Regions from separate parts of the Mus musculus genome. Here all the other regions are linked to region 3. The links are chromatin loops, found by intact Hi-C in ENCODE. Cell type or tissue: left cerebral cortex. All regions are shown on one strand. Each heading gives the region's core, and the rest is flanking DNA. Links, peaks and the distances in the headings are about the cores only.

Evidence for each region. A loop is a pair of places that touch in the nucleus more often than their neighbours do. Peaks named below come from ENCODE experiments on the same cell type or tissue, not always from the same donor. Only the 100,000 strongest peaks of a DNase experiment are listed, where the experiment ranks them.
Region 1: it touches region 3 in a loop (6-fold over the local background); 41 of 42 quality-filtered maps call a loop at or near these places.
Region 2: it touches region 3 in a loop (3-fold over the local background); 17 of 42 quality-filtered maps call a loop at or near these places.
Region 4: it touches region 3 in a loop (4-fold over the local background); 39 of 42 quality-filtered maps call a loop at or near these places.
Region 5: a loop joins it to region 3, with 3.0 times the contacts of the local background. A loop is called at or near these places in 29 of 42 quality-filtered maps.

What each region holds. Positions count from the first base shown.
Region 1 is chr11:79,700,542-79,706,438 of GRCm38, forward strand. Gm11205 (a long non-coding RNA gene) reads left to right here and starts at 4,029. Exons shown (of 2, transcript XR_880034.1): 1 at 4,029-4,125; 2 at 4,247-4,473. It overlaps n-TTcgt3 (a tRNA gene), which reads left to right and starts at 4,109; the gene lies at 4,109-4,180. In left cerebral cortex, for the core only: CTCF peaks have their summits at 3,101 and 3,988; DNase peaks (open chromatin) are centred at 1,239, 1,751, 3,116, 3,539 and 2 more places; H3K4me3 peaks cover 3,040 bases; H3K27ac peaks cover 2,159 bases.
Region 2 is chr11:79,621,549-79,627,445 of GRCm38, forward strand. All of the region lies in intron 3 of Rab11fip4 (RAB11 family interacting protein 4 (class II)), which reads left to right. Rab11fip4os1 (RAB11 family interacting protein 4 (class II), opposite strand 1) reads right to left here and starts at 1,615. Exons shown (of 3, transcript NR_003283.1): 1 at 1,352-1,615. In left cerebral cortex, for the core only: CTCF peaks have their summits at 3,506 and 3,706; a DNase peak (open chromatin) is centred at 3,498; H3K27ac peaks cover 237 bases.
Region 3 is chr11:79,916,920-79,922,816 of GRCm38, forward strand. No RefSeq gene overlaps it. Among named protein-coding and RNA genes, the nearest start is that of Gm24454, 26 kb to the left of the region's middle. In left cerebral cortex, for the core only: a CTCF peak has its summit at 3,187 (motif pointing left); a DNase peak (open chromatin) is centred at 3,181.
Region 4 is chr11:79,707,556-79,713,452 of GRCm38, forward strand. It overlaps Mir193a (microRNA 193a), which reads left to right and starts at 4,414; the gene lies at 4,414-4,479. In left cerebral cortex, for the core only: a CTCF peak has its summit at 3,406 (motif pointing right); DNase peaks (open chromatin) are centred at 3,472 and 3,704; H3K4me3 peaks cover 1,618 bases; H3K27ac peaks cover 218 bases.
Region 5 is chr11:79,587,241-79,593,137 of GRCm38, forward strand. It overlaps Rab11fip4 (RAB11 family interacting protein 4 (class II)), which reads left to right and starts at 3,972. Exons shown (of 15, transcript NM_175543.3): 1 at 3,972-4,194. The coding sequence starts at 4,036. In left cerebral cortex, for the core only: CTCF peaks have their summits at 2,249 and 2,657 (motif pointing right); DNase peaks (open chromatin) are centred at 2,265, 3,909, 4,518, 4,593 and 1 more place; H3K4me3 peaks cover 1,999 bases; H3K27ac peaks cover 1,736 bases.

The DNA.
Region 1 (5,897 bases), core at 447-5,446, 220 kb before region 3:
TAAGAGCACTAACTGCCCACTTACAGTACAGGCTATAGGATGACACTGTGCCTTGGAGACTGATGACCCGAGGGAGAGCTGTATGGTCTGCAGAACCAGGAAGAACAGCTGAGACAGCGAGCTCAGAGACAAGTACATGGGGTGGCAGGCTTTCCCAGTGTCCCCTCAGAAGATGCACCTGTCTCTAAGGGAACCCACCTGAGCAGAACTGGTCCCCCAGCGTCAACCAAGCTGAGTTCTTACTGTCCAGGAGTCCCATGGGCAGTCCTCACTGTGTGTCCCTGCAGGCTCACATTCAGGGGAAACTCCCATAGCCTGCTGCAGCTGTGGGTGATACTTGAAGAGGATTCTGTCTTCTCTCAGTCTCCCAAGGAGGTCCAAACGGTTACTCTCTCGATTCTGATACTGAGAGCGCCTCTCTTTCCACTCATAGTATGTTACACACTGCTGATCTTGGCTCTGGGGAGTCTGAGAATCAATCAGGAGTTCTGGGCCAGCCTAGGCTTTATGGGGCTTGCTCTGTCTGTCTGTCTGTCTGTCTGTCTATCTATCTATCTAATTTGAGACCTTTTCTTAAAAAAAAAAAAAAAAAAAAGCCACAGACCAGATACCATGACGGAGCAAGGGCAAGGAGGGAGTGAGCAGGTCCTGAGCATGGTGTGGAAAGCAATCTGACAAGACGTGAAAGGGTGCTGCTGACACGCCAAAGGCTGCAAGTTGCACCCTGCCGCTAACCCGGTATTCGCAGATTTATTTCGAACTTTGTGGTGTCTGGGAAATTTGATCAATAGGAAAAGTGTCAGGTTGCTACAGTCCCAAAGAGAAAGGAAAAGGGGTCTCGGTGGCCTTTCCTACTCTGGGACCTAACCTTAGCAATGAAAACTGAAGCGGCCTTTAAATTACAATTTTATATATGTGTATGTGCATGTGCAGGGGCGTACATGCCATGCAGTGTCTGTGGAGGCCCAGAAGCTTGCGGAAGGTGGTTCTTTCCACTGTGGACTCAGGCCTGGCATCGAGTACCTGTCCTCACTGAACCATCTCTAGGCTGTTTCCATTTCTCCAGAGTCTCAGATAGCCCTTACTGGTCTTGAATTCCTGATCCTCTTGCCTCAGTCTCAGAGTGCTAGGATTAAAGGCTGCCATGCCCAGCTCCCTGATCTATTTTTGATTCATGCAGGGCCACAGTTAATGGCTGACACCTATTTTGTGGACGAAGAAACTGAAATTCAATAGTAGCAGTAGGGACGCTGGACATGGCTTTGATTGTTTGCACCCAGCAGCTCGGCAGTCTTATCTACTCCACGAAGAACCCAACCTCAAACCTGGAAAGGCACCGGATCTGTATGTGACTGTCCCCAGCAGGGTAGCTCTATGACCTCTGTGGTCCGCAGAGAGAATGGCTTATGGTTTTCCCAGTCTGAGTTCAGCTACAGGCTGTGTCTGGCTCACCTCCCTGCTGTATCCCTTGAAGGCTAGCTAGACTGGATCCTTCCCTTGCTTCATATACAAAAATTCACTGAGCACAGGTTAAAAGGAAGCTAGTAACCATGTTTTAAGCTGCAACAAACAAAAAGAACAAATAAGCCAATTTTAAAAGGACACGAGAAGACATTTCTCCAAAGACACACAAATGGCCGGCAAGCCCAGGAAAAGATGTCACGCCAGTAATCAGCACAGTGAGGACGGCCACTATTCACAGCCAAGAAAATGATACAGGGGCATAGAGCTGCTTGTGTGCTGTGGTGGGAATTCCAAACAATGGAGCCATTATGGAAACTGCAGATCCCATTTAAAAAAAGACACACACACACACACACACACACACACACACACACACACACACACGGACGCACACCTTCAGGCCCAGCATTTGGAAGACAAAGGGAGGCCTACCTCACCATTCTGTTCTACAAATCACAAGTAGTGGGCTAGCCAGGACTTCAAAGAGAGACCCACCCTGTCTCAAAATAAACAAAAATGTAAAAATAAAATTAAACCCACATTGCTGCTTCTGGGTGTGTATCTCACATGAACTTGCCACTCTTCTCATTGGAGTATTATTGACAACCAAAAAAGTCTACCAGGCAGTGACAGGTAAAGAGAATGTGGCCTAAGCTGTGAGAGAACAAAGCCAGCACATCCTTCTGCAGTTACAAAATGGAAGCTGAGGGGCTGAAGTAAGTTGGTCCCCATCAGACACGCTGCATCATTCCTTAGACATGAAGGGTCTAAGGTTGTCAGCCTCTGAAAAGCAGAAAGAATGATGGTTGCCAGAGACCCGTGGAGAAGGGATATGGTGTCTAAGGGGCTGGGTTTCAGTTCAGACTGGATCCCAAGTCCTGGGGCTAAAGAGTACCAGTTTGGGCAACTCAGCAAGACCCTGGCTCAGAACAGAAAGTAGAAAGAATTGGAGAAAAATACTTATTCCTCATAGAGAGGACCTGAGTTTATTTCCGGGCACTCACCCAAAGTGTGAGTGTGGGGGGGGGGGCTCACAACCACCCATTACTAGTTTCAGGGGATCCCATGCCCTCCTCTGACCTCGGCTGGCACCAGGCATACACTTGGTGCACATACATAGCTGCAAGTGAAGCACTCACACGCATAAAGTAACATTCTAAACAACCTCTTAGAGAGAGTTGGGGGGAGGGTGCTGGGGTAAAGGTTGGTGGTGGGGTCCTTGTCTACCGTCCAGGAGACCCAGAGTTCAGTCCAGTCCCCACAGTGAAAAAACAAAAACAAGAAACAAAAAAATCTGTAGTGCTGTGGTGTACAAGGTACTTATGTCCAGTTAACACTATGTAAACTAAACAAAGTTATAATAAAAGTTGTGTTTTTAACATACATCCATAAAGATATCCTTAAGTTTTACAAATCTCCCCAATTTTACATTAAAAAAAAAAGTTCTGGGGGCTGGAGAAGATATCTTAGAGGATAAGAGCACACTGGCTGCTCTTCCTGAGGTCCTGAGTACGATTCTCAGCAACCACATGGTGGCTCACAACCATCTGTAATGAGATCTGGGGCCACCTTCTAAGTCTGTTAGGCATACATGCAGGCAGAATGATAAATACTTACTAGTTATAGCATGTCGGGCAATAATAGCACAAGCCCTCTGGAGGGCGTTTCCTTCGCCAGGCTGTGCTATCCTACTTACAGGAGTGCACTTAAGAAGGCTGGTGAGTGGGACCTTTGACTGCCCGGTTGGCATCACAGCCCTGCACCATGGGGAGGGCCACCCTCTCCTCTCTCCTGGAACAGATGCCATGGCCATAGGATTCAGAGACCTAATTTCCTTACTAAAACTTTAAAGACTTTTTTTTTTTTAATTACAAATTTAAATACTAGATCTAGGAACTAGGATTGTAGCTCTGTTACGTTAGTTCAGCACGCACGAAATCCTGGGTTCGATCTCCAGCATCCGGTAAAACGGGCCATGGCCCACGCCTGAAATCCCAACCCTTGGGAGATGGAGGAGTAAGGATCCTGAGTTGAGAGTCTGACGTCAGCCTGGGAGTCTGTCTCCAGTAAATACCTGACGACGTAAACGTCGACGAAATGGAGGACCGAGGAGACAGTGGGAGAAGCGCCCCAACCCCTCACCCATCCCTCGCCTAGAACTAAACCTAAAGCGAATTAAAGTCCCGTCTGTCCCTCAATCCCCGTCTCCCTCCGATGACCGCCCTCCGTCTCGGTAGTTTCGCCCTCCTGCCTCGCCCTCTTGGCCTCCGTTATTCTCCCGGGCCTCCGCGCCGTGCCGGGTCCCCGCCGTCCACAAGCTGGTTCCCCGCTCTCACGCTCATGCCGGGCCTCACGCACAGCTCTGAGGCCTCTCCCGGCTGTGTGAGGCCCGAGCGGGGCGGGGAGAGGATGGCTCCGCGGCCGCCAAAGCTTTCCCGTGTCCTCAGGGCTTCCGCCCGCCCGCCCGCAGCACTGTCCGCTAAGCTGACGCCGGGCGGAAGGAGGCCGGGACCCGTCAGTCAGAGCCGCTCGGTGGGCGGGCTTTGCGCGGGGGCGGGGCCTGAGCGAGGGGCGGGGCTTGTCCGCCTCCCCACCCGCACCACCTCCCCTCCACTGAGAGCTTCCACCAGCCGCTCGGCTGTCAGGCGCGGTGGCCAAGTGGTAAGGCGTCGGTCTCGTAAACCGAAGATCGCGGGTTCGAACCCCGTCCGTGCCTGCGTTTGGAAGAGATATTTTCTTGTTTTCAGCTCCCTTTTGTTTGTTTGTTTTTGTTTTTGTTCAGGAGTTCAGCCCCTCCTCTACCGGTTCGTGGCCAGAGCACTGTAACTCTTTCCAGAGGCCCCGCACAGCTGCTGAACTCCCTGCATCCTCTACCCTTCAACTCCGGTCTGGATCCCGCGACGAAGGCAAGCCTTCTCTGTGAACTTTCCTTCCCTACAACGTGCGTGCGTGTCGCCGCTTTCCCCTGCTCAGCCAACTGTCCTCCCCTCCCCCAGGCGCCCACACCTTTCACAGCCTTGACGTTTTATATCAGGACCCACATATTTGTGACACTTCCAAGTCTTTTGTAAGGTAAACAGCCAGATATCATGTGACAGGACGTCCAGTGCTTCAGATTCCTGATCCCATTTTTTTGTTGTTTTAGGATATGGTCTCCTGTGTCCTGCCGGGATTACTGAGGTTGGCTTACCACCAACTAGCTTCTCTCTTCAAAACTATACTAAAGGGTAGCAATTTTTCGTTGTTTTCTTGTTTGTTTGTTTGGATGGATGTTTTTGTTTTGGAGACAGTGTCTAACCACATGGCAATGTAGCTTTAACCATCCTGGTGCTCCCTATGTAGACCGGGCTGCCTTTGAACTGTCCATCCACTTCTGACTCCCAAGCGCAAGAGTAAAACCTTGAGTTTTATGCCAGATTCTGTAATTTTCAGTTGTAACACTTAACATATCACTCTGATTTCATGAATAGAACTCCACCTCTTCATTTCTAACTCATACTTCTGTTACTGTGGCTCCTCCCTCTGTCACTCCCCCCCCCCCCATCCCACCACCCCTCCCCAATTTAAAGTATATTTCACTCCCCAGGTATTGTTGCTTAGATGATCACGGGGTGAGCTGAGTATATATAGATATTTATTGTAAGAGCCCAATACCTGAAGGAGAAACACTTGGCTTTGGAAGGTGTCCGTGCCATCATAAAATTGTTACTACATACAAAGAGGATTTGTCTCTGACAATACCATGGCCTGAAGGTCTAGACATTAGGGGTAGGATGGGGACAGGAGCCTTGTACTCTCGGATACAGCCTTGACTCCAGCCCCTCCCTGTGCATTCCTGGTGAGAAAGCACCCCTAGGTGGGGCTCCTCTTTTCTGTAGTAGCTGGCACAGAGAATTCTGCCGCCAAAGGAGTGAGGGCCAGGAGACAAAACAAAGGCAGCAGAAGAGGTTCAAGGTACAGAAAGGGTTAACATACAGACACTGGGGAAGTGTGAACTTCCCAAAAGGTGAAGAGCCAGAGGCAGGAGTCAAGCATGGATCCCAGGGCCTAGGTCTGTGAGATCAGAGGAGAGCTAAAGCAAGGTGGAGAACAGAGTTCTTGCAATTACCCTGCAAGCTAGCTGTGTCTAACCAGGCTGGGGGTACTGGAGGGCACGGACAGAGCTTTGCTGAGTTTATGGTGTCACCTGCACGAATCCCTTATAGACTCTGGGCTCCCATTGCTTCACTTGCTAAACTCCAAAGCTAATTAATGCTTCCCAGGGCTGGGGAGGGAACTCAGTTGGTAGAGCACTTGCCTAGAATGCACAAAGCCCTGGATTTGATCTCTAGGGCCCCCTAAACCCAGCACAATGGTGCAGACCTGTAACCCTAGCTCTGCAGAGATAGCAGCAGGGATATCACAAGTTCAAGGTCACCCTTAACTACATGAGA
Region 2 (5,897 bases), core at 425-5,424, 300 kb before region 3:
CTCACAGAAAGGTTCCTAGTTACACGTGTTCCGTTATTGCCTCTGCCCATTTCCCTTAAGGCCTCTCTTGTCCCTCTCTAGTTTCCTGGCTTCTATACACATTAGCTTCCACATAAATGCACAGAGTGTGTGTGTGTGTGTGTGTGTGTGTGTGTGTGTGTGTGTGTGTGTGTGTTTTAATTTATTCTGCTGTTATCGCCAAATGATCTGTTTATAATGCATTGGACTGTTTGCAAGCACAGCTGTGTACCACAGAGACAGTTTAAGTTGCACTATCCACAGTCTCCAGGGAACCTTCCGGCTGGATGAGGACTCTTTTGGTTTCTCACCCAAGTCAGCTCCAAAACCCCTCTGGCTCTGGGTAGTCCCTCATCCTGAGGCCACCTCCCTGAGAAATGGAAGAAGGCTAGAGCCATAGTATTCTGCGTGGTGGTGTCCAACTGGGCTTCGGCAGGGAGGAAGCTATATGAGGTGTCTGGTAATGCTGAGGGTGGCCAAACAGACCGTGTCGGAGAAAGCTAAGGCACTATCAAGAGACAGAAGTGTATCAATTCAGTTGAAGATTGCAGTTATGCGGGCTGAGTATATCCTGGTGTTAGATTATTTACCTAGGTTCTCATAATTGAGCCTGATCAGATTGAGACATACTTGCAACAATGGTTCTCAACCTTCCTAGTACTAGGACCCTTTCCTCATGTTGTGGTGACACTCACATCCATGAGGTCATTTTATTGCTACTTTATAGCTGTAATTGTGTTACTGTTATGAATTGTCATGTAAATGCCTGATATACAGGATCTGATATGTGTCCCCAAAAGGGTCAGAACCCACAGGTAAGAAACACTGACTTAGAAGATTAGGAAAGGCCATTCAGGGTGGGTTGGGGAGGGTGTTTTCAGAGAGGGTTAACTAAAAGGAGATGTGCCCTGAATATACAGGCCCCGCCATCCTGTCAGACGGAATGAAAGGACAAGAAAGGGAAAAGTCGGTAGATCAGGTTCACCACCACCACCACCACCACCCTGCCCTTCCCCACCATGAGGTATGACGCTTCTACCACACATTCCTACTGCCGTGTTACTCTGTCTTACCTCAGTCTCCAAGCAATGGATCCCAGTGAGACTCTGAAACCATGAGCCAAGATAAGTTCGTCCTCCCTCCCTCCCTCCCTCCCTCCCTCCCTCCCTCTCTTCCTCGAGTCCTTCATTGACAACAGGACTAACACAAGATCTAGGGCAGGAACAGGACAGTGGGTTTTGTAAGGTGGGAACAGTAACGGATCTGGTCATTCAGAGATTCACCATCTGACGATGACTTAATTCTAATACAACAGGGTTTATTAAATACTGACCGGGGAGCTGGAGAGATGACTCAGAGGTTAAGAGCATTGGCTATTTCTCCAGACGTCCTGATTTCAATTCCCAGCAACCACATGGTGGCTCATAACTATCTATATTGAAGTCTTCTGGCTTGCAGGCATACATGTAGGCAGAATGCTGTATATATTATAAATAAATTAATTAAAAAAATATACTGGCCAAGACCATTCCTGAGACTCAAGCTCAGAGAATGGCCCCCGAATTCCATTAGTCAGGAGTTTATAAAGGCAAAACTCACGAGGCTACAAACTTCCTGCCTTTGTCCAACCAGGGGCAGGCATATATCCTGACGTACTTCCTGCCTATGTACCTCCTCCGCCTACCCATGATCAAGTGCATATCCTGTGCAGTTGGGGCAACCAAGCTTGTTTACAGAAGTGAAAATGTGTGGTTTGTTATCGTACATAAACTACAGCATTTCAGGAAGTTATCTGTCCTTGAGCAAGTGGACCTTACAGGTTACAGGCTTTTGTTTTGTTTTGTTTTGTTTTGTTTTGTTTTGTTTTTTAGAGACAGGGTTTCTCTGTGTAGCCCTGACTGTTCTGGAACTCCCTCTGTAGACCAGAACGCCCTCAAACTGAGAGAGATCCCCCTGCCTCTGCCTCCTGATTAAAGGCATGCACTACCCCCTGGTGAAGCATTTCTGCTTTATATTTCTCTTAAGCACAGTAATTTAAACTTAAAACATAGTGTTGCTATCACAGGAATAAAGAAACTGAATAACAGGAACAAAAAGCTGATTGGCCAGCATCAAACTGCTATTTTGAAAGGGTTAAGGTAGCAGGAGACTCCCTTACCGTACCAGCTAAGACCCTCCTGATTTCCACATAGCAGTTTAGTTTCCGTCTTAGTGGCACGAGACACTGTCATGAGCAAGGCTCTTTCTGTCCAGTCTGCTTAGTGCAGATGCCTGCTCCTCACAAAGGGAACCTGTAAATTTTGTCTAACAATTTGAAGATGACAGAGACTAAACGTCCAGCCGCTGTGGGGCCAGGGTACAAGTCTGGTTCCAGACTGTGCTCAGCTTGAGAACCGTTAGGGGTAGACCTGGATAACCAGGCTCCAAGTGTGTGTAAGGCCAGCGCTGAGGGCTCCAGAACTGTTTTACTGTGTCCGGTCCATGAATGCATTCAGGACCAATGGAACCAGACCTGGGACAGAGAACCCCCAATGTGGGGCTGACACTAAGTGGCCCTGGACTCTTTTTGGGCCCAGCCTTTGTGGAGGGTGCAGAATGAGTAGGCGGTACCGTCATTTAAAAATGGGATCCGCACCTCACTAAGGCCACTGACTACCCATACAACTTCAGCAAGTTCCCCTCAACATCTCAGAACCTCAGTTTTCTTGGCCAAAAAGCAGGACTTGCCCAGCCAGGCTAGGTCTGATTTAATGCAAGGACAAATCAGGGATCCACAATCATCCGAGTCTCTGCATCCCCTTCACCCTTGAGGTCCAATGTTTCAAAGACATGTCAAAACGAAGCTTGCAGTGAGAAGTTGGAGAACAGAGATGCACTGAGGCCAAGAACCCCAGGGGTACCCAGGAGCAGGGACATGTTCCATGGGCTCCAGCAGCTTCCGTGGCATCCGTACTGTCTCAACCACAGCCAGAAAAGATGGTGCATTTAGCAAAGAGGGGAAGTAGGCTCGGAGGACCTGACCCTCAAGAGGGAATTCTTTATAAGCAATGGTCTTGTTGTATTGTTTTCCCAAAATCCAGAGGTCCCAGAGAGGCAGAAAGACGGAGCCAGCAATCTCAACAACCTGGCTCTTCCCGTCTCCCCTGTAGGACTGTAGAATGTGACTGTGAGTGTTATGCCTCTTCCAGGAAGACAAACCTCTTCCCATCCTCCACACAGCTCTGGCCAGAGCACCCACTGAGGCTGTGTATTCCTAGGCATGGCAGGTGACTTGGTTTGGCTTAGTCAGATAGCTTGGTGGACATGGGCCAATTCCTGCCTGTGGGCTCCTGAGTGTCCCTGAGCCATCCAGGCAGAGTGAATCCTTAGAACTCACCGGAATCCCAGCTCCTGGAAGAGATGGAGCAAACCCATAGCTCATCAAAGTCAGAATTCCGAGGAAGCCAGCTAGAGGCAGATCCTAATGCTGTGGACCAGGCACCCAGCACCTTGCTGTGCTCCAGCTGTCCCCTAGAGGTCAGTGTGGGACCAAGAAGCCAGCCAGATTCTGGTTCTTGTGGGGGGGGGGGGGGTTGCAGTGTGTCTCCAGGGAGTACAGATCTGAGCCTGGGATTGAGGAGGTAGAGAATGGCACACAGCTGGATGTCAGGACTGCAGCTGAGCGCCCTCAGTGGAGGGACGTGAACCCTTCAGGGTGTGGATGTCACTTGCAGCTTGTGGCTTGTTGGGAGTCACCTTGAGACTATAAAGTGCTTTCCTGTTGGCTGTAGGATACATAGGCTTCTGCATCTGTTCCTCTTCCAGGTCCCATGGAGGCCGGTGCTGGGCACCACAGGCCTGGGCAAGTCCACTCTGGATGTTTATTTAACCATTCCTGTGCAGCACTAGATGCTGACTGTGGGGCATACCCTTGTCCCCAGAGCCTGGCACACCTGTTGGGGAAAGTGTCACTGTGTGTTGCTACATGTGCTGTTGACCATATTTCTCAGTTCAGGAAATGTTGGTCTGGTGAGAGGATGCCAGAAGATATCCAGGGATGGTGTCTCCAGGACAAGCTTCCACCACCACCACCCCCAAATACCACTCCCCAGTCTGCTCCAAGGGCTGCCTACTGGCTTCCCTTTTGTGTGGCCCCCCAGTCCCTATGGTAATGAGAGCTGTGGAGGAATGGGCCCATGGGCATCAAAGCAAGGGCATGCTGGCTAGGGGCTGTGGCCACCCATGTCAAGCAGTGAGGCAAAGCCTAACTATGAGAATCTGGGTACCTGGTCATCCACCTATGTGGGAAGATTAATAGGGAACCCATCAAACCAGAAGGCAGCAGGTCACCTGCTCCTGCTGTGTGGCTGCCAGTGTAAGAATCTAATGTTACCATCCATCTAAAGATGCCCAGGTCAAAGAGTCACCCGTGGTACCCTTATACGCTGCAGCCTCCCCTCCTGTGCTCTTCATAATTCTCTTTGTCACAGCTGCTGTCTCCCCAGCCTCCTAGTTCCCCACTGTTCTCTCTCCGGAACCCCCACCACAGCCACAGCAAGTGTCCCTCCCCCCAGGAGGTGAAGTAGAACCTGGGGTCCCACCTGCTTCTCACTGTAGCATGTCTCACACCCTAAAACTTGTGACGTCAAATCTCTCCTAGTTTGTTTAATTTTATTGTGTCAACATGCATGTGTATAGTAGAGGCCAAAAGAGGACATGCAGTGCTGCCTCTATCTCCCTGTTATCCCTTTGAGGCAGGGTCGCTCGCTGAACCTGGGGTCACCGGTGTGGCTGGGATTGTGTCCAGTCTGTTCCATGGGTGTTAGCATCTAAGAGCTGAACCCAGACCTCATGCTTGAACAGCAAGCACTCCCCACCGATGACCGATCTCTCCCCCTCCCATCTACTTACATTATGGGAAAGCCGTGTTCTGTCTCGGTTCTGGGCCTTTGTGATGTTTGTCTTTCTTCTGGGCCATCTGTTCTGCCCACTGATTGTCACAGGCTGTCTGGCATTTCTTTCTCTGGGTCCCCTTTGCTCCACCCTAGAGAAGGATCTGCGCTGGGCCTCCTGGAGGCCTGGGAGCCATCACTGCTCAGTCTTACTCTCCAGAAGGTTCCATTGTACTGTGGGAGGCAGTGATGACAGTGGCAGAGCCCCTTTGAGCTCCTCTCCTTCACAGCAGGCAGCACCTGTGTCCTCGGGGTTTCTCTAAGCATCTAGAAGACTAGATATCTTGTTGCTATTATTGCTTGGAGACAGGGTCTCACTCTGCTTCTACCAGTTTTTGAACTCAGTGTGAAGCCCAGGCTGTCCTAGCACTCACTATGTAGCCCAGGCTGGCCTTGAAATAACAGTCACCCTTCTGCCTCAATCTCCCAATCCTGGTATTATAGACACGAGCCACCAATCCAGCTTAATATACATCTTTCGAGCTAGAGAGATGGTTCAGTGGTTAGAGCACTGGTGGCACTTCCAGAGGATCCAGATTTGGTTTCCAGCACCCACATGACAGCTCACAACTATCTCTAACCTCAGTCCCGGACAATCCAGTGTCCTCTTCCTACCTCTGTGGCCACTGCACGCATGTGGTGCACATGTAAACATATAGGCAAAACATATAAAATAAAATTTTTCAAAGTAGATTTTTAATAGTTTTGCATTTTTTGTTTTTAATATAAGAAGCCAAGAAGACTGTACTAATTATATTTTACCAACTATACCAAAACTGTATAATATACAAGTACTGTTTACTCCCCGTCCCCAAACCTTGATATCCTGCAGTCTCCTCCTCCCGGCTTTCTCCCTCCCTTGTTCCACCAAGAACAACTCATTACCGCTTGTTATTCTGTAGTGTTGACACATATACTTTGCTATAATCTTGAGAAGTAACAAATGCC
Region 3 (5,897 bases), core at 236-5,235:
GCTGAGAGAAGAGAGCTTGAGGGAAAGGAAGGCCGTGGGTGGCCAGAGACATGACCTTCACGAGCTCCAAGGACAGGGCTGCACAGTCCTGGGGAGCCACCAAGCTCTGCGAGCACCCTGGTGTAGTGCCACCTTCCTGAAATGGGGCTGTGACATGCTCTTACAAATGAGAAGATCATTTACCTGGTACCGCAGCCTGACCGCCTCACATAGGCAGCCTGTCCCCACACCTGCCATTCCTCCTTCTAGAAATAGCTCCAACCTGCTTCTGCTATAACCGTTACCTTCACTGAGGTCGTCATCTCTCTCACTATGGTCCCCAGCCTTAGTTTCTTCCCCAGAATCTCCCGAGAGGGAAACCCACTGTCTTAGTCGGGGTTTCTATTCCTGCACAAACATCATGACCAAGAAACAAGTTGGGGAGGAAAGGGTTTATTCGGCTTACACTTCCATACTGCTGTTCATCACCAAGGAAGCCAGGACTGGAACTCAAGCAGGTCAGGAAGCAGGAGCTGATGCAGAGGCCATGGAGGGATGTTCTTTACTGGCTTGCCTCACCTGGCTTGCTCAGCCTGCTTTCTTATAGAACCAAGACTACCAGCCCTGAGATGGTCCCACCCACAAGGGGCCTTTCCCCCTTGATCACTAATTGAGAAAATGCCTTACAGTTGGATCTCATGGAGGCATTTCCTCAACTGAAGCTCCTTTCTCTGTGATAACTCCAGCTGTGTCAAGTTGACACAAAACTAGCCAGTACAATTGACCCCTTGTCAACTTGACACACAAAAACATCACTAGTAAGCCTCAACCCTTACAATCTTATTCATCCCCATTCTAAATAACTTTAAAAGTCCCACAGTCTTTACATATGCTTAAAATTTCAATCTCTTTAAAATATCCATCTCTTTTAAAATCCAAAGTCTTTTTACAATTAAAAGTCTCTTAACTGTGGGCTCCACTAAAACAGTTTCTTCCTTCAAGAGGGAAAATATCAGGGCACAGTCACAATCAAAAGCAAAAGTCAATCTCCAACTGTCCAATGTCTGGGATCCAACTCACGATCTTCTGGGCTCCTCCAAGGGCTTGGGTCACTTCTCCAGCCAGGCCCTTTGTAGCACACGAGTCATCCTCTAGGCTCCAGATGCCTGTACTCCACTGCTGCTGCTGCTCTTGGTGGTCATCTCATGGTACTGGCATCTCCAAAACACTGCATGACCCCTTCAGTCCTGGGCCATCAATTGCAACTGAGGCTGCACTTTCACCAATGGCCTTCCATGGCCTCTCACAGTGCCAAGCCTCAGCTGCTCTGCTCAACTCCTTCATGCCTTCAAAACCAGTACCACCTGGGTGACCCTTACACATTACCAAGTCCAGCCACAGCACAAGGTACAACTTTGGCTATATCTGGAACACAGCCACTGTGCTTTCAGAAAATACTTCCCAGAAGATGTCACCTCAATGATGCTGGTCTCTTCTTAATCACCGCTAATTTCTTAGCTCCAGCTAACCAGCATCAATAGTCCCAGTAATGCAAAGTTTTTGCTTTAGTAGTTCTGGTATCTTGTTAATCACAGCTGATTCTTCAGCCCCAGCTAACCAGAACTACAGAATCTTCACAATCAAAACAGGAATGGCCCTGAAAAGAGTCTTTAATTTTCCCTCTGAAATTTCACACACCAGAGCTCCAACTTCTGCAGTGTTCTCAACATTATCTTCCAAGCTCCTACACAACATCCGACAGAGGTCTTAACAATGGATGGATCTTCAAGCCCAAAGTTCCAAAGTCCTTCCACAGTCCTCCCCAAAACATGGTCAGGTTGTCACAGGAATACCCCACTCCACTGGTACCAATTTGTCTTAGTCGGGGTTTCTATTCCTGCACAAACATCATGACCAAGAAACAAGTTGGGGAGGAAAGGGTTTATTCGGCTTACACTTCCATACTGCTGTTCATCACCAAGGAAGCCAGGACTGGAACTCAAGCAGGTCAGGAAGCAGGAGCTGATGCAGAGGCCATGGAGGGATGTTCTTTACTGGCTTGCCTCACCTGGCTTGCTCAGCCTGCTTTCTTATAGAACCAAGACTACCAGCCCTGAGATGGTCCCACCCACAAGGGGCCTTTCCCCCTTGATCACTAATTGAGAAAATGCCTTACAGTTGGATCTCATGGAGGCATTTCCTCAACTGAAGCTCCTTTCTCTGTGATAACTCCAGCTGTGTCAAGTTGACACAAAACTAGCCAGTACACCCACCCATGTCACATTCCTGCTAGAGACAGTCAAGCTGTCAGTGTAACTTCAAGATCTCCTGCTTCTTGGCTTCACCCATCACTGTGTCCCCTCCAATTCACAAGGCTTCTCACATTTAGGGGCCTTTAAACACATAGCTCCCCTGGCCTGGATGATGCCCCACAACCACCGCTTGCCTAAGTCCTCAAGGACTCGGCTTAGAGGCTGTCTGGTCCCTGGAGGGGGTCTCCTTGACCTTCCACCCTCCTAGCTCCACCTTTCTCCACAGACTCCTTGGTTCACGTGGACAACTCTATGGCATTGTGTGTGGCATTTTTCTGTGTTCCGTTAAAGCAGGCATGTCTCCTCCTCATTCGCCCTGTGTCTACAGTACACAGAGGTGTTCAAGGGCAATTGATGGAGGAGCTTAATTAAGAGCAGCAGCTCCAAGCAAGCTCAAGGCAAGTCTAGGCTAACAAAAGGCAACAACCAAACTTAATAGCAAACCCACACCAGATTCCCTTGCTTTATCTGAAATAAAATTCACCCTCGAGTTTTGCCAAATCTAAATGCTCCCCACTTTAGAAAAGTAAACACACACACACACACACCAAATTCAGAATCAGACATGAGCTATACCCTATGTCTGTAAACTTTGGCCAGCTGTCTTCACCACCCAAGCCTCAGTTTCTCTTTCTATAAAGTGGGAACTATAAATGCTACTTCCTGGGACTGGGAATGTAGCTCAGTAGGCAGAGGGCTTGCTTGGCTCGCACAGAGCCTTGGGTTCCACCCCCCACCCCACCCCCAAAAAACAGCCTGTCATAGTTAGGTTTCTATTGATGCTGAGAATTCACAGAAGTTTGTCAACAAGGATGAAGCCAATGAATAAAGTCATCTTGAACCAGCTGGAGACTGCAGAGTCAATGTGCCTCTGCTGCCACCTTCTGGACGATGGGAATAAAGCCACAGGTAGCGGCTGAGAGGGATTTCAAGGGCCGTTGCCAAACATATGGCTCTCACTTGTATCTGCCACGTTTGTTCAACAGCTAATGAAAAGTTATCAGAGCAGATTGCTTCAGAGATCAAAACTACCTCATCAGGGAAAAAGTAAAGAAAGGAAAATGAAGCACGGAACAACATTCCGAGAATGGGAGAGCACCTCCTGGGACAGCACCTCCAGAGACAGTGTCTCTCTGACATGAACGCAAGAACCAGGGAGGCAGCCCTGCGGGGGAGAAGGAAATAGCTCCTTTAGAACCTATGGGAGATGTGGCCCCAAAGGCCACCGGAAATGCAGATCCCGTTCTCCTGACCAATATAAAACAGATAGTCGTTTAGAAACAGCTTAATAGAAACTGCTGGAACCTGGGAGGCGAATATCTCCAAAGGTCATGGCTTTGCAACCAGACTTGCTAAGTCAACAAAGTGGGAGGCAGCCCAGCCGCTCCGTTAAATCCTGCAGCCCCTGGGGCTCTTCTTGGCTTGTCTTACCTACATACATTAGTGCACACTGAGCACATGTGCCTCCAAATCCATCACTGTAATTTGGATGGGGCTTCTGCTCTAGCATAAGGGCAGAATCCAAATGGACGATGGCCAGGATCATTTTTTGTTCCTCCCTATTCCAACCATCCTGTAAAAGCTGGAGCTAAGAATGCAAACTTTGAAGAATCAAGGGCAGTGTAGGACCAAGATGTTTACTTAGCCAGGGAGTTTGCTTCCCAGAGAGGCAGGCTCAGATTTCTTCCTGCAGCAGGGCTAAGCTGAGTCCAGCCAGTTGCTTCTGAGAAAGGAAAGGTCCTGGTTGGCCCAGGCGACAGGCAGTTTGGGGGAACACCACCCTTGCCAGGGAGGGTTTCCTGGAGACTGACTACCATTCTAAAGTGACACCAAACTTCATTAGAAATGGGAGGAAGAAAGACACTCTGTAGGATTCCCAACACCCAAGAAAGCCATAAATCAGAAACAAGGATGTATTAAAGTATCAAAATGGGCCATCGAGACAGCTCACAGGCTGAGGTGCCTGCACACAGGCCTGATGACTTGAGTTTAATCCTGATTCCCATAAGTTGCCTGGATCCCAGGCCAGATCACGAACTCCTGAGAATTGTTCTCTGACCTGCATGCATGTTCCACCGACAGACAGGCAGATAGACACTCGTGCACACACGCCCGCACAAATACACATACATACACACACAATTTATTAAATTAATAAAATTATATACAAAATTACCTATATAAATTGCAAATAGCCAGGACAGGTATCATAGCTCATCAGTAGAGTACACACCACCACCACCCATGATTCGTGGTACTCACTCCCTCGCACATGCCTGGAGAAGCTTCTTGGTTAAAGATAGTGTTTAAGGGCTGGAGAGATGGCTCAGCGGTTAAGAGCACTGACTGCTCTTCTGAAGGTTCTGAGTTCAAGTCCCAGCAACCACATGGTGGCTCACAACCATCCTTAATGAGATCTGATGCCCTCTTCTGGTGTGTCTGAAGACAGCTACAGTGTGCTTAGATTTAATAATGAATAAATCTTTAGACCAGAGTGAGCGGGGTCGACCAGAGTGGGCGGGGTCGACCAGAGTGGGCAACCTTCCTTCCCAGCAACCACATGAAGGCTCACAACCATCTGTACAGCTACAGTATACTCATATACATAAAATAAATAAATAAATCTTTAAAAAAAATAAAAGATAGTGTTTTAACTCCAGTTCCAAGGGCTCTGACACCTTCTTCTGGCCTCAAAGGCACCAAGCATACTTGTGCTGTGCATGCATACACACAGGCAAATACTCATACAGGTTTTTAAAATGTGAAGAAGAAGAAGAAGAAGAAGAAGAAGAAGAAGAAGAAGAAGAAGAAGAAGAAGAAGAAGAAGAAGAGAGAAAGAAGAAGAGGAAACAGGTGTAGAGGTGTAGAGGCCATCTCCGAGTCTCAGGGGACCTCTGGCTTGAGGCCAGGCTAAAGCCACATCCTACCCTGTCTAAAACAAGGATTATTTTCCTTGGGTCCTGACAGTCCTCTGCTCCCCAGTGGCCCACTGGCTTGTCCTTCTGTTTCCTCTTTTTCTGTCCCTTTATCACCTCTCTCTCCCCAGCCCTGGTTCACACTTGTGACAGAAGCTAGGCAGCAGTCACCATTGCCCTAGTCAACAGCAACAGTGGCAAAGGCACAGCTGGGGTGACCCCAGGGACTCCCCAGCCCCACCCCACGACACTATTGCGCAACTGCACTCAGCAACCCAGCAGAAGGTGTCCTTTAGTGTCCTCTTCCTTGGCCCCCTCCTCCTTAAGAGTCCCTTCTCAGTTAGGCCTGCCTGGCACCCGTGCTTACCTGGTTCTGCCCCAGCCCACCCTGGTGACCAGAGCCTTCCCATAGCCACAATTCTTCACTCCTCGATAAATAATCTCAGACTCTGAAAATGCTGAGACTTCTACTAAAAACCCAAAAATCTCCGTTTCCACCTCCAGCACCTCCTCCCTCCCTCTGCCCCTCTCCGTTTCAGACTTTTCTAATAGCTAGCACCCGGTGGCCATGATGGCTCCCTCTGTGGTAGGAAAAGCCCTGTGCCTGAAGCAGGCAGAGAAGATGTGCAGACAGCATAAGCCAAACTGAACAACATACATGTTTAAACTACACACACGTGCACACACAGAC
Region 4 (5,897 bases), core at 581-5,580, 210 kb before region 3:
TCTTCCCCTTTTGGACAACCCTCACAACCTACAGGACAAATATATTTTTGAGTAAAGATATAATTATTCTTTATAGATGGTTATAGTAGCAGTCTCTGAAGGTCCAAGGCCATCCTTGAGGACAAAGCTAATCTAAAGCCACCAGCCTATCAGGTCATTTCATAGCCTCCAAAATGACAAGGGAAGAGAATTAGTTCAAGGTTACCCAAAGTCCTTTGTGGTTTGTTTTTTGAGTCAGAGACTCCTGTATCCCAAACTATCCTTAAGCCTGAGGCTGACCTTGAACTCATGACCTTCCTTGTCTCCACCTCTCGAGTACTAGGATTGTGGACACCACAGCTGATTTTATGTGGAATTGGAGATCCATCTTTTATTCCTGTTTGACAAGCCTACCTCCTGGGCTCCTTCTCCAGCCCCCAAATTTAGCCCTCCACAAGATGAGCAGAAATGTCTTAGAAAAGCTTGCTCTCCTGTTCCTTGACTTTTGCATCTATTCCTTTGCTAGTTGAGAGCCCAGCAGGCACTGTATCAGTCTAATAAACAACACTTTGTTTGTTTGTTTGTTTGTTTGTTTGTTTGTTTTGAGACAGGGTTTCTTTGTGTAGCCCTGGCTGTCCTGGAGCTCACTTTGTAGACCAGGCTGGCCTCAAACTCAGAAATCTGCCTGCCTCTGCCTCCTGAGTGCTGGGATTAAAGGCGTGTGCCACTACACCCGGCTTCCCAACAGGAAAACTAGGTAGTAGTTTCCCCAAATCACCAGAATCAGCCACACTATCCAAAGAGGAGATGCCAACGCACTGTCAAAGGCTGCATTCCCCAGAGGCCCAGACACAGGTTCTTCTTGTCCTATGCTTGGGAAGAGTGGGGGCTGGTGTGGATTGGGCAAAGCCTCCCTCCCCTGTCCCCCCCACCCCCAAATCACTGAATGTGAGCTAGATTTAGACCAGGTAGCTCTGATAGAGGATAGTCTTGTGCATAGTTGCATAGTTGTATACCCTTCCTAAAAAGTAATAGGTCACAATGACTGACACACCACACACACACACACACACATGCACACGCACGTGCGTGCACATACACACAGGGGCTGGGGGAGGAGGCTTAATAAAGACGTCAATCAAACCAGACCTACAGGAGACCTAGTGGCACAGGCTTGAAATTCCAGTTACTCAGGAAGCTGAAGCAGGAAGATTAAATGTTCACGACTACCTGAGCTACAGAAAGATACTCAAAGCCAGCCTACGGAATTTACTTAGACCCTTGTCTCAAAAAAATGTTTTAAGGGTCGAAGATACAGCTCAGTGCTAGAGTACTTGCCTACCCAGAGTGAGACCCTTGGTTCCATTCCCAATGCCATTAAAATAAGTAAATAAATAAATCTATCCTAAATGGCAGAGCAAAAAAAGAGGCTTGTAGAACTCTGGCCAAAGGCTTGGCCCTCAACCAAGGACGTTGGGACCTTCCAAACACTTACTCTGCCCACAGAAAGTCATTCAGAGACTCCTGTGCCCAGGTCAACAGTGACATTGTATAGACAAAGGTCATCAAAATCAAGTAGCAGTCAGTGCTAATGTCCTTCCCCTTTCCGCAGCTGGGTCCGGGCAAGCTGGGAGAAGTCACAGAGGGGAATACCTCTCACCTTGCCAATGTGGGAACTGAAGCCCACGGGGAGGGAATCACCTGTGGACGTCTTCGTGGGCGGTGGGGAGTGAAGAAGGTTCCACCCGTAGACAAACCTAGTGATCCTAGGGACGTTTCCTGCAGTAAACGGCCCCTCCCTGGTGTTCCTCCCTCATAAAATTATCTGGGCTAAGAGAAGACATCAAGGTAAACTGCTATATATGAGGGGTGTGTGAACCCCATGCTGCCCATGGCTATAGGTTCTTTGTAACTCTTTGTTCTCTCTGAACACCAGGTGACAGCAATACTTAAAACAATTAGATTTTAAACTGTTAGCTGCTGTTTTTTTTACTAACACTCTAAAGTGTTTTTTTTTTGTTTTTTTGTTTTTTTGTTTTTAATAACCTATCAAGGTTTGGGAAATGCTCCTTCCTATCTGTAGCCCACATTAGCATTTGCCTTGGGATGTGCTGGGGCATCAGGAGCCCTTGCAAGATGGAGCCAATAGACTGTGACAACCTTTCAGGAATCCTTCCTTTCGCTGGGTCCCTTTCTGGCCCTGGAGGCAGGACCAGTCCCACTGTCTGGCTTGACCAGTGCCTGTGCTCATCTTCCCTACAGGGCCACCCCAAGAAGCAAGGGATTCTGTCTGTTTATGGACTAGCTAGTGACGGAGAGGAGGCATTTGTCATGTAAGGAGAAGGCCAGAGCCCTAGTAACCGTCCTTCTCTAGTGTAATGTGGCCTTGCAACCTGCCTGTGGCTACCCCAAATTTGCAGAATTTCCTTTCTTGACCACCTTTGATTCCATTGATGGGATTAGCCCCCCTCCCCCAGCCATGTCCTTTGATGTGGGCAGGGGATAGCAGGAGGAGGTGCCAAGTAGCAAATCTTAACCTCTGGAGGGTTTCTCCGGATTCGGTGTCTGGGTAAACCCATTACATCCCTGTTCTTTTATCCCTCCAGGACACTGGCTCCTCTAGGCTCCTGAATCTCACAGATCCAAAGGGTCTGTCAGACATCAATAAAAGGCAGCATCACGGGCCACGCCAGGGTATCCTCACCAGGGCATCCTCCTTTCTGCCCCGGGCTCTGAAATAGTAGGGATTACAGAAGCCTGAAGCCTGCACCCATCTCCTTTAAGGGCATGGAGCCTTCTGCCCTCAAGCTTTTTCAGAGCTGTTGTCTTTTGAGCACCTGCCTCAGCGCATCTGTCTGTCCTAATCGGGGAATCTGAGTGTCACAAGCGCTCAGCCCCGCCACAGGATTTAAAGCGTGCATTGGATAGTGGGGCCAGGAAAGAGGAGATAGGAACGTAGCCAATGTCACGGTATTTTAAGTAAATGATTGCAAGATTCCACCTGAAGATAGTTAGGGAACTCAGTCTCGGTGGTTATTTGGGCTTCTCTAGGGCCCCTGGAATCAATCTTCCGCTGATTTATTTTGGTAGAAGCCTAAGGATGGTACACATCCAATTAACCCTTTGTACGCCGGCAGAGAGGTAAGAGAGAAACCGGTAGCGGGTTAGGCTTTCACCTCTACAGTTTTCGGTTACTCCCATCTGTATCGCAGCATCTCAGTCCCACCCTTAAAGGAACCCAGGTTTTCAAGAGGTTCTCTCCCTGGGAACTACACTGGGTACTTTAAATATATCATCTATTGGGGTTGCCAAGAAGCCCTCAATGGCAGGTCTGACCTAGGTTGCGGGTAGGGTGATCGAGGCCCGCTGCAGGGTGCTGCAGGGCGCTGCTCCGCGACAGTCGCGCGGCCCGAGAGCAGGGTGGCCGGCAGGGGGCTCCCGGCGCCGGTCTTCACGGGAGAAAGCCCCGGCAGCGGATCGGACCGGTCAGAGGAGGAAAGGGGAAAATTACTGAGGCTCGGGGGGCAGGAAGGGCTGCGTGACTGGGTGGAAGGCACTTGAGACTGTCTAGTCGGGTGGCTCAGATCCTCTGCCCCGGGCGATTCTGGAGAGGGACACCCCAACCCACTCCAGGGTCTTTCCGCCCAGATTGTGAGCGTGAGCCGGCGTCTCGGCCGGGGGCGGCGCCGGTGAGGGGCGGGCGGAGGGCGGACCGGGGCGGAGCGCGGTCCGCTGGGCTCGAGGAGGCTGCGCTGGGCGGGCGCTGGCCGTGTGGGTCCTCCGGGAGCCGCGGGGCGCGCAGCCTTCCTGATGTGTCACCAGCACGTGGAGCCAGATAGCGCCGAGAGAGCAAGCGAGAGGAGCCCCGCAACTTTCCGGGGACCCCGCAGCAGCGCACATGTCTTCCGGGGCGCGGCGGGGGCCCTGCGGCGATCCCTAGGTCCCGGAGCAGGTCTCGAGAGGCCGGGGACCCTCGGCCGGGAGCGCACGAAGCTGCGGGAACATTGGGGTACGTGGCGCGGGCTGCGGCCGCGGTGCGGGAGGAAGCAGCCTGCGTCGCCGCGGCTCGGTCCCGCCTCGCCGAGCTGAGCGCAGGTAACCGGGCAGCGCACCGCTGGGCCTCGCGGGCACGGAGTGTGGGCGCTGGGAAGTTTCTCGGCGTGCAGCCCTTGCGCTCGGGTGGATATGAGGCGGGGGGCGTCCGGGGGCGCTCACTCCCGGCGTCTCCAAGACTGCCCTCTCGGTCAGGGTGCGCTGCGCGTCGTGTAAACCTTCGAGGGCTGGTTTTGGAGCCCTCGGGGCCGAGGCCGGGAGGGGCAGGTGGCTTCTTTGAGAAACTGTCCTCGAGCCAAGAGCGGGCGGCGGGACTCATGCCCTGGGCAGCCCGTCGTCGGGGGACGCACGGCATCCGGAACTCCAAGACGGACGGGAGCTGAGAGCTGGGTCTTTGCGGGCAAGATGAGAGTGTCAGTTCAACTGGCCTACAAAGTCCCAGTCCTCGGTCCCCAGGACCGGCATTTTCTTCACTCTCCTCGCCGCCCGCAGCCCGCCCCTTCTTGGTCCTCGTGCGCTCCGGCTGGGCCCCCCCCTCCCATGTCCATCGGGATAGAAGCGACTGGAAAGGCGTGCGCCGCGGGATGTCTGTGCGGTTTTGGGGGGAATCTCTTGCTTCGGCAGAGAAACCGCAACGTGCTTGAATGTCCTGGGGTGGGGGAGAAAGGACGTTTTTCTTCTGTACCGGCCTGCCTTGCTGTATGGCGCCAACCTTGAGTTTGGGGGTGGGGAAGCTAGAGCCTGGTTTCTGGACTTACTCCTGGGGAGGTGGCCTCGATGCGGAGCCCAACTCCAGGTCCTAAGTGGAGTCTGTGGACACTTCTCTAACCAGTCTTTTGCCCTCTTTAATAACCCATTACTGACCCCCATCAAGTTTTATGCTGAAAAAGCCCCCCCCCCCAGTTCTATTGCTCTTAAAACTTTGCTTACCACCCCCACCCCCACACAAAATTCCATACAAAGCCCTGAAATCTCGAGTTCCTGACCTTGGTCCCTTTTGTCATTTTGTGTTGTGTGACTGTTCTAGGAGCACTTAGCAGACTTGAACTCCGTGTATGAAGGGCAAGCTGACCAATAGGGCACCTCCTGCCCCCTTCTTCCTGGCATTAGGAAATGAGAGAGGTTTCTAGAAGCTGGGAGGCTGGAGACAGAGAAACTAGGTTGGTCCACCACTTTGTACAAAGTTGCACAAAGACCATATAAGAGGTATTCCCCCCCCCCCCGGCTCCCCGTGCTTGTGAACCACGTGCAAAGTAGTCCCTGTGCAAATCACACTCGGGCTGCTGTCCCTGTCCCTTGCTGGCATGTAGCAGTAGGGACAGGAGAGGGAGCCAGGTGTGGAGAGAAGTCTCAGAAATGTGGTGTCGGGCCGGCTGATGAGCCCCAGCAAGGATCATAGCCCGAGCTGTGTCTGTGCTAGCTCTAGTTGATGGAGTACACTGGTGCCTGAAGAATGGGAGAAAAGAGTTTCTTTGACCAGGGTGTAGATTTCCTACCATCTTGATAGATGACCATTTTGAGACAACTGTTTAGGGAGTGGACAAAAGGCACTTCTGGAAGCCTCGTTCCTAATTAAGAAAAATGCTTTCTTTGGGGGTGCAGAATCAGGCTGGAAAAAACAGCTTATCCTGTTGTCCCAGCCCCCAACATCAGTCCCGAAAAGTAAATGAAGTGGAAATCTCCATAGTATTGTGTAGTCATAAACCATCCACAGACGTGAGCCGGAGCCGAGCGATGCAGAAAAGCTTGCCGGACTGGCTGCTTGGCACCCACCCTGGAGGGGCCAAACTTTGGAATCTGGGACATAAGTCACTGGGAATCAGGAGCTCCTAGCATCCAGGACCTGCAGTTCCTAGTCAGGCATG
Region 5 (5,897 bases), core at 279-5,278, 330 kb before region 3:
GGGGAAAACAGCAGTCACTGCAGCCCTTCCCTGCCCTCCCAGGACTTCTGCTCTCAGCTCCCAGGCTCTCTGGGAAGATACGTGTGCACTCAAGTACACAGGGCCAGGCGTCCACTTCTGAGCCCAGGCTCCGTCCTCCGTTCTTTGGGCTTGCATCCACCTGTTCACGCTCTCTCTCTGAGGGCAGTGTCTGTGTCCTTGGCTCTCTTTCCTGAAACTGTTTTTTTCTGAACTTGGAACATTCCCTTCAGCCCTGAGAAGAAAGCTGGTGTCCTGGCCAGAGCAAGGGGAGTGGATGGGCAGGGCCTTACCACTAGCCATGACAATGCTTCCGAAGGAAGGACCAGGTGACCTCTGAGCCAGCAGAGGAGTGAGCACAGCTGCCTCAGGGGGGCCTCTTGGATAATGTGACCCAGGGATGGGGAAGTGGGGACGACCCATGGAGAGGAACAGCCTGTGCCAGCTGTGAGTGTCTACTGATGAGCTCTGCATGGAGGGCTGAGTGTGACAAACTGAGAACAACCTGTCTTGAATAGATGATGATGACGATGGTGATGATGATGATGATGATGGTGATGGTGATGATGATGGTGATGATGATGGTGATGGTGATGATGATGGTAAGTAACAGGAAGCTGGAGAGATGGCTCAGTGGTAAAGAACACTGGCTGCTTTTTCAGAGGACCAAGGTTTGACTCACAGCACCCACATGGCAGCTTACAACCACTTGTAACTCCTGTCCCAAGAGATTCGATGCTCTCTTGTAGCCTCCTTGAGTACTGTATGTACATCATGCAGAGACATACATTCAAGCCAAACACCTGTACACATAAAATAAATTAAAAAGGGGGTGGGGAGATGGCTCAGCAGTTAAGAGCACTGACTGCTCTTCCAGAGGTCCTGAGTTCAATACCCAGCAACCACATGGTGGCTCACAACCATCTGTAATGGGATCCAAAGCCCTCTTCTGGTGTGTCTGAAGGCAGTGACAGTGTACTCCCCTATATAAAATGAATAAATTTTTAAAAAAGAATAAATTGAAAAATTAAAAGTAACAAAAAGAATCCTGGAAGGAATGTCAGCCACCATTATCCTGCTTCTGAGAGTTGGAGAGGCTCTGGGTGGACAGCCCTCCTCACCCACGCTCTGGCAGACAAGGAAGAATGAAGTTTTATGACACCGGACCACACTAGTGTAGCCCAGGCCAACCAGACTCCATCACCCCCAGGGCGCGCTGCATGATGGGAAGTGTGTGAGCGCTCCACACTCTGCCGCTGAGGCGCATTCTGAGACAGGTGAAGGAGGAGAATAATTTACCACCTTCTCCCCTCCAGAGTGATAATTATTCATGACTTGAGAAATAGCATCAGCAGGGGGATCAGGAAGAACCTGCGAGTTCTGCCCCATTTCTGGGCAGCCTGGATGGTGAGGCCGGTGGATGGACTACAGAGGAAGAAATACAGCCCTTTAGGGCTGGAGCTGGAGCGCAGTTGGTGGAGAAAAATACACGATGCCCTGGGTTGCATCGTCAATGCTGAATAAACCATGCGGGATGGCTCAGGCCTGTAATCCTAGCCCTTGCAGGGGAGGGGGTTGGAGGCAGGAGGATCAGAAGGATCAAGATCATCGTGGCTTCGTAGCAAGTCAGAGTCCAACCTGGGCTCCATGAGATTCCACCTCAGCAATACATTCCCTGTAGACTAGCTCTGAGTCTATACTGATACACGGATAGGCCACTATGCGCCAGACATTGGGCAAGACACATGGCACACAAGCTCACATTGAATCCTACGAGATCTCTGCAAAGCAGAGACTACGTACGACCCCTGCTTCAGACAGGAAGACTGACCCAGAGCATCACGCAGCTGAAAGAGCATCAGACCTTTGCCCGGCTCAGCTGCCAACATGACCTAGGACCAACAGCGCACATACGTGCTGTTGGGCTTACCACAAACTACCCAAAGCCTGGTGGCTTAAGCAACGCAAATGTGATCCCTCTCAGTTCTGGAAGTCAGGAGGTCAAATGCATGCGTTGGCAGGATCGCGCCCCTGCAAATGGTCTCTCTCCGACCCCTTCAGCTTCCTGGACTGTGGCTGAAGGGCTCTTGTCGGTTCTACCCATGGTCAGGAAGCCCCCTCCTGTCATTGAGCTTGTCTCTGACCCTTCCTTCATTCGCGAGGTTGCATTAGGATCCTTGCTCTGGAGCACGGAGGAGCAGCCAACAAGAAGGAGACTTCCTATAGGAGGCGCCACCTCCACAGAATCTGCAATCGAGCAAATGGGCCACAGGAGTTGGAAGAGACAAGGCGCAGAGCCAGTCACCCCAGGCCTGGAGGCAGGAGGGAACTAAGGTATTTCCGAGAGGCAGGAGGCGGTCCTGATGCCAAGGCTTGTAACCTCTGCTCTGGAGAAATGGCAGACAGAGTTCAGAATTGTCCCAGGAGTCTGATACGGGATAGCTTTGGAATTTGTTTCCAATCTGCCTTTGGAGAGCTTGGGATGTGGTCTTGGGCTTTGGGCTTGGTTCCCCTGTGATCGATCTGAGGCCTCACGTAGAGCAGTTGAGGTGAGCAAGGAAGGTCTCTTGCTTTCCAGGTTGTGTTACCAGGGTGGGCTCTGAGAGACATTTTTGCAGCTCCCACCAGGGGGCAGGCCCCAGCTGCAACCTGCTTTCCATTTATCATTCATTCATTCATTCATTCATTCATTCATGTGTTAGTACCTCACAGAGAGGCATCCACCTACCAAGAAAAGAAAAACAAAAACAAAAACAAAAATCACTTTTCAGGACGGTACACCTCCCCTCTCTAGTGGTTGACTCCATGAACACGGTAGACTCTGATCCTTAAAGCCACAAGGCTTTCTTCCCAGGGAGATTGGACCTCTGGAAGAGTAAAGCATCAAATGGGGGGACAGCCTGGCTCACCCTTGGAGTCCTGACTCCAGGGGAGACTAAGCAGTCGCCACTCAGGACATCCATATTTAAGACTCATCCTGAAGACCAGAATGGAATTGGAGGCTCAGAGAGGGAGGCCCTGTGTGGTCCTTGTGCCAAACTGGGTACAAGTCCCCTGCACTCCCTGTTCACACCACTGAATTGCTCTGGGCTCACACTTGACCAGAGATCAAAAACATGAGGACACTAAGACATAGCATAACCCTTAGAGTTTCCCACCATGCACACCCTAGCAAAGTTTTAGAAATGCATGGGGATTTGGAAGAAGGGCTCAGAACTGAGGTGAGACAGACTGAGGAAGAAGCCTGCGCATATCTGGGGGCTCAGGCAAGGTCTGTGCTTGAGTTGGGCGCAACCACTCCTAAGTGGTCTGTTGTGCTGAACAAGGTTGATGGGTAGACGGGAGACTAGGCTTGACCTCTGCTCAGTTGAACTTCACTAGGAGAAGGCAAAATTGGTTGGGTCGTCCACACCCAGGATGGAGTCCCGAGCTCTGAGAGGCTGCCAGCAAAATAAGAGAGGACAGGAGCTACGGGTTCCCAAGCCACCGGTGTTTCTGGGCCCTGTTGACACTAAGCCTAATGGAAGACACTTCCTCCCACCACCACTTCTAGTCCCCTCCACCCGCCACCATTCTAAGGTTCCCTGCTCCTCCACACTGCGCCCATCCCTTTCCTTCAACAAGCGGAACGGCTTCTCAGGGGTCTCCGCTTCCAGGGAAGCGAAAGCAGCAATCGAATACTAGGCAAGGAACACCTGCAACACCCAGCGCTGACAAAGGACGCGGCCGGTGCACACTGGCTAGCCGCGGGGTGCACGGGCCGCGCTGAGTTCCAACCACCCCCCACCCCCCAACTCCAGCTCAGGTCTAGGAGGGGCGGAGCCTGGGGAGGCTCGGGTCCTTTTGTCTGCAGCCCCGCCCCGCCCCGCCCCCACGCGGGCCCGCGGCGCGCGGCAGACACGAGCGGCTGACACGAGCGGCCGCCGCGGGCGGAGGCTGCGCGCCGCAGACCCGGGCGGTGCGAGCGCGATGGCGAAGGCGGCAGCGCGGGGCTTGGGCTAGCTGCCGGCGGCGCGGATGGCGGGTGGCGCGGGCTGGGCGGGCGCCCCCGCGGCTCTGCTGCGCTCCGTGCGCCGCCTGCGCGAAGTGTTCGAGGTGTGCGGCCGCGACCCCGACGGCTTTCTACGCGTGGAGCGCGTCGCGGCGCTCGGCCTGCGCTTCGGGCAAGGAGAGGAGGTAAGGAGCTCGGGCGCGTCCCCGGGCCGGGGAAACCGCAGGGACCCCGCGCAGTCACATTCCGGGCCTCTCTGTGGATCACATGGCATGCCCGCGGTGGCCGGCCGGCCCACCTGCCGTTCCCCCTGGTCTGTCTCCAATCCCCCTTGATGTTTGGGGAGGGGAAGAGGTGCCCTTAAAATCCAGTCTCTGAGCACCCCCTCCCACACACAACCAAGTCACAGGGCTATGTGTGCACCGTGCCAGGCCTACGGGTGACAGGGATAAGCAGGGATGTTCTGCAGTCTCTGGTCCTTAGCTGTACCTACCCAACCTAGAAAAGAAGGGATGTCTGCTCCGGGCCACCCTGGATTCTGGTCCAGTTCCTGGTGACCTTCCACTCAAGCTAAATGGGCAGGCCTAGCTGGCAGCAGACTGTGCTGGCTGCAGAGGGCCAAGCAGGACCAAGCCGGGAGTGGTTAGCTGAGCCTCTGGTGTTGGTGTTGGGCCGCATGGGTGGCAGAGAGCAGAATTGTGGGTACTGTCAGCCAATGTGAAATGGCAGGGTCTGAACTGCCAGTGTGTAACGAATACCTATGCGTTGGGCTAGTGTCCTCCTGCCATCCTCACAGGGGCTAGTATCCGTGTCTGAGAGAAGGGCAGGACACCGTGTTAATGAAACCCTGCAGTGTTGAGCGTCTCTGGATTCAAAAGACCTGGTTGAACTTTGGGTTTCTAAGGTCATCTGAGACCCTCTGGGCCTTGGTTTCAACTGCTGTACTGGATGGCAAGTGGGAGGTGATGACAACCCCTTTCTAGGTGGCTGGGCACTCGCCAGAACCTGGAAATCCCCGAGAGCAGGAGGTGGAGGAGGGAGGCAGGTGTCAGGTGTGAGGACTCTGGTCCCCAGTCTCAGACAGCTTACTACTGCAGTTCTCCTTAAAGTCCTTTATCTCCTCTCTGGTTTGCTCGGGAGCATCTCCTGCTGCTACCTCAGCCTTTCTTCTACAGAGGATGCCAGCGTCCCACTTCTTGGCCAATACCTTCTACCTGAGCAGGCTGAGCAGCCCAGGAGGCTACAGGCTGCTGGTGTGGAGAATTCTCCTTGCTTTGGGCGGAAACCTGGGATCCAGAATCAGAAAACCTCAGGCATGGGGATGGCCCCCACTGGGGCCTCTGGCAGAGGGCTGGCTGGAGCCGTTTAATAGTATTCCTAGGCTGGACAAACACCTCCCATCCTTAGATCCTCTTCCCTCCGCATTCCAGACACCAACCAGCTTGTCACTGGGTCATTGTGGTTCTGCACAGGAACCTACCTGGGTTTCCCTTCTGCACTGTAGCCTATAAACCTTTGAAAACATCACTCCTCTACCCTTGTCCCTTGCCACCCTTTCACCCCTGTCTGAAGCTCCAAACCGTTTCCAAGCCAACTACCAGGAGCTAGATTCCTACAGAGGCTGCTGGTGAATTGTCAGACTGTTTTCTTAGCATTAGTGGGCCTGGACCTGATCAATACACACTCATGGGGTGGGGGCTACCTTTTCAGTGGTCCTACACACTCTCCACTCTTACCAAGTTTCTGGCTACTAGAACCTCTGGAGATGTGTTTGGAAAACTTCTGCCTAGGCAGAGCTCCTCTACCCTGGGGCCGGCCAGCGGTTCTTGTGCTTTCCTAAATCCACGAGTCGTAGCAGGAGTTTCTGTGACTACAGCAGGTTGCAAAT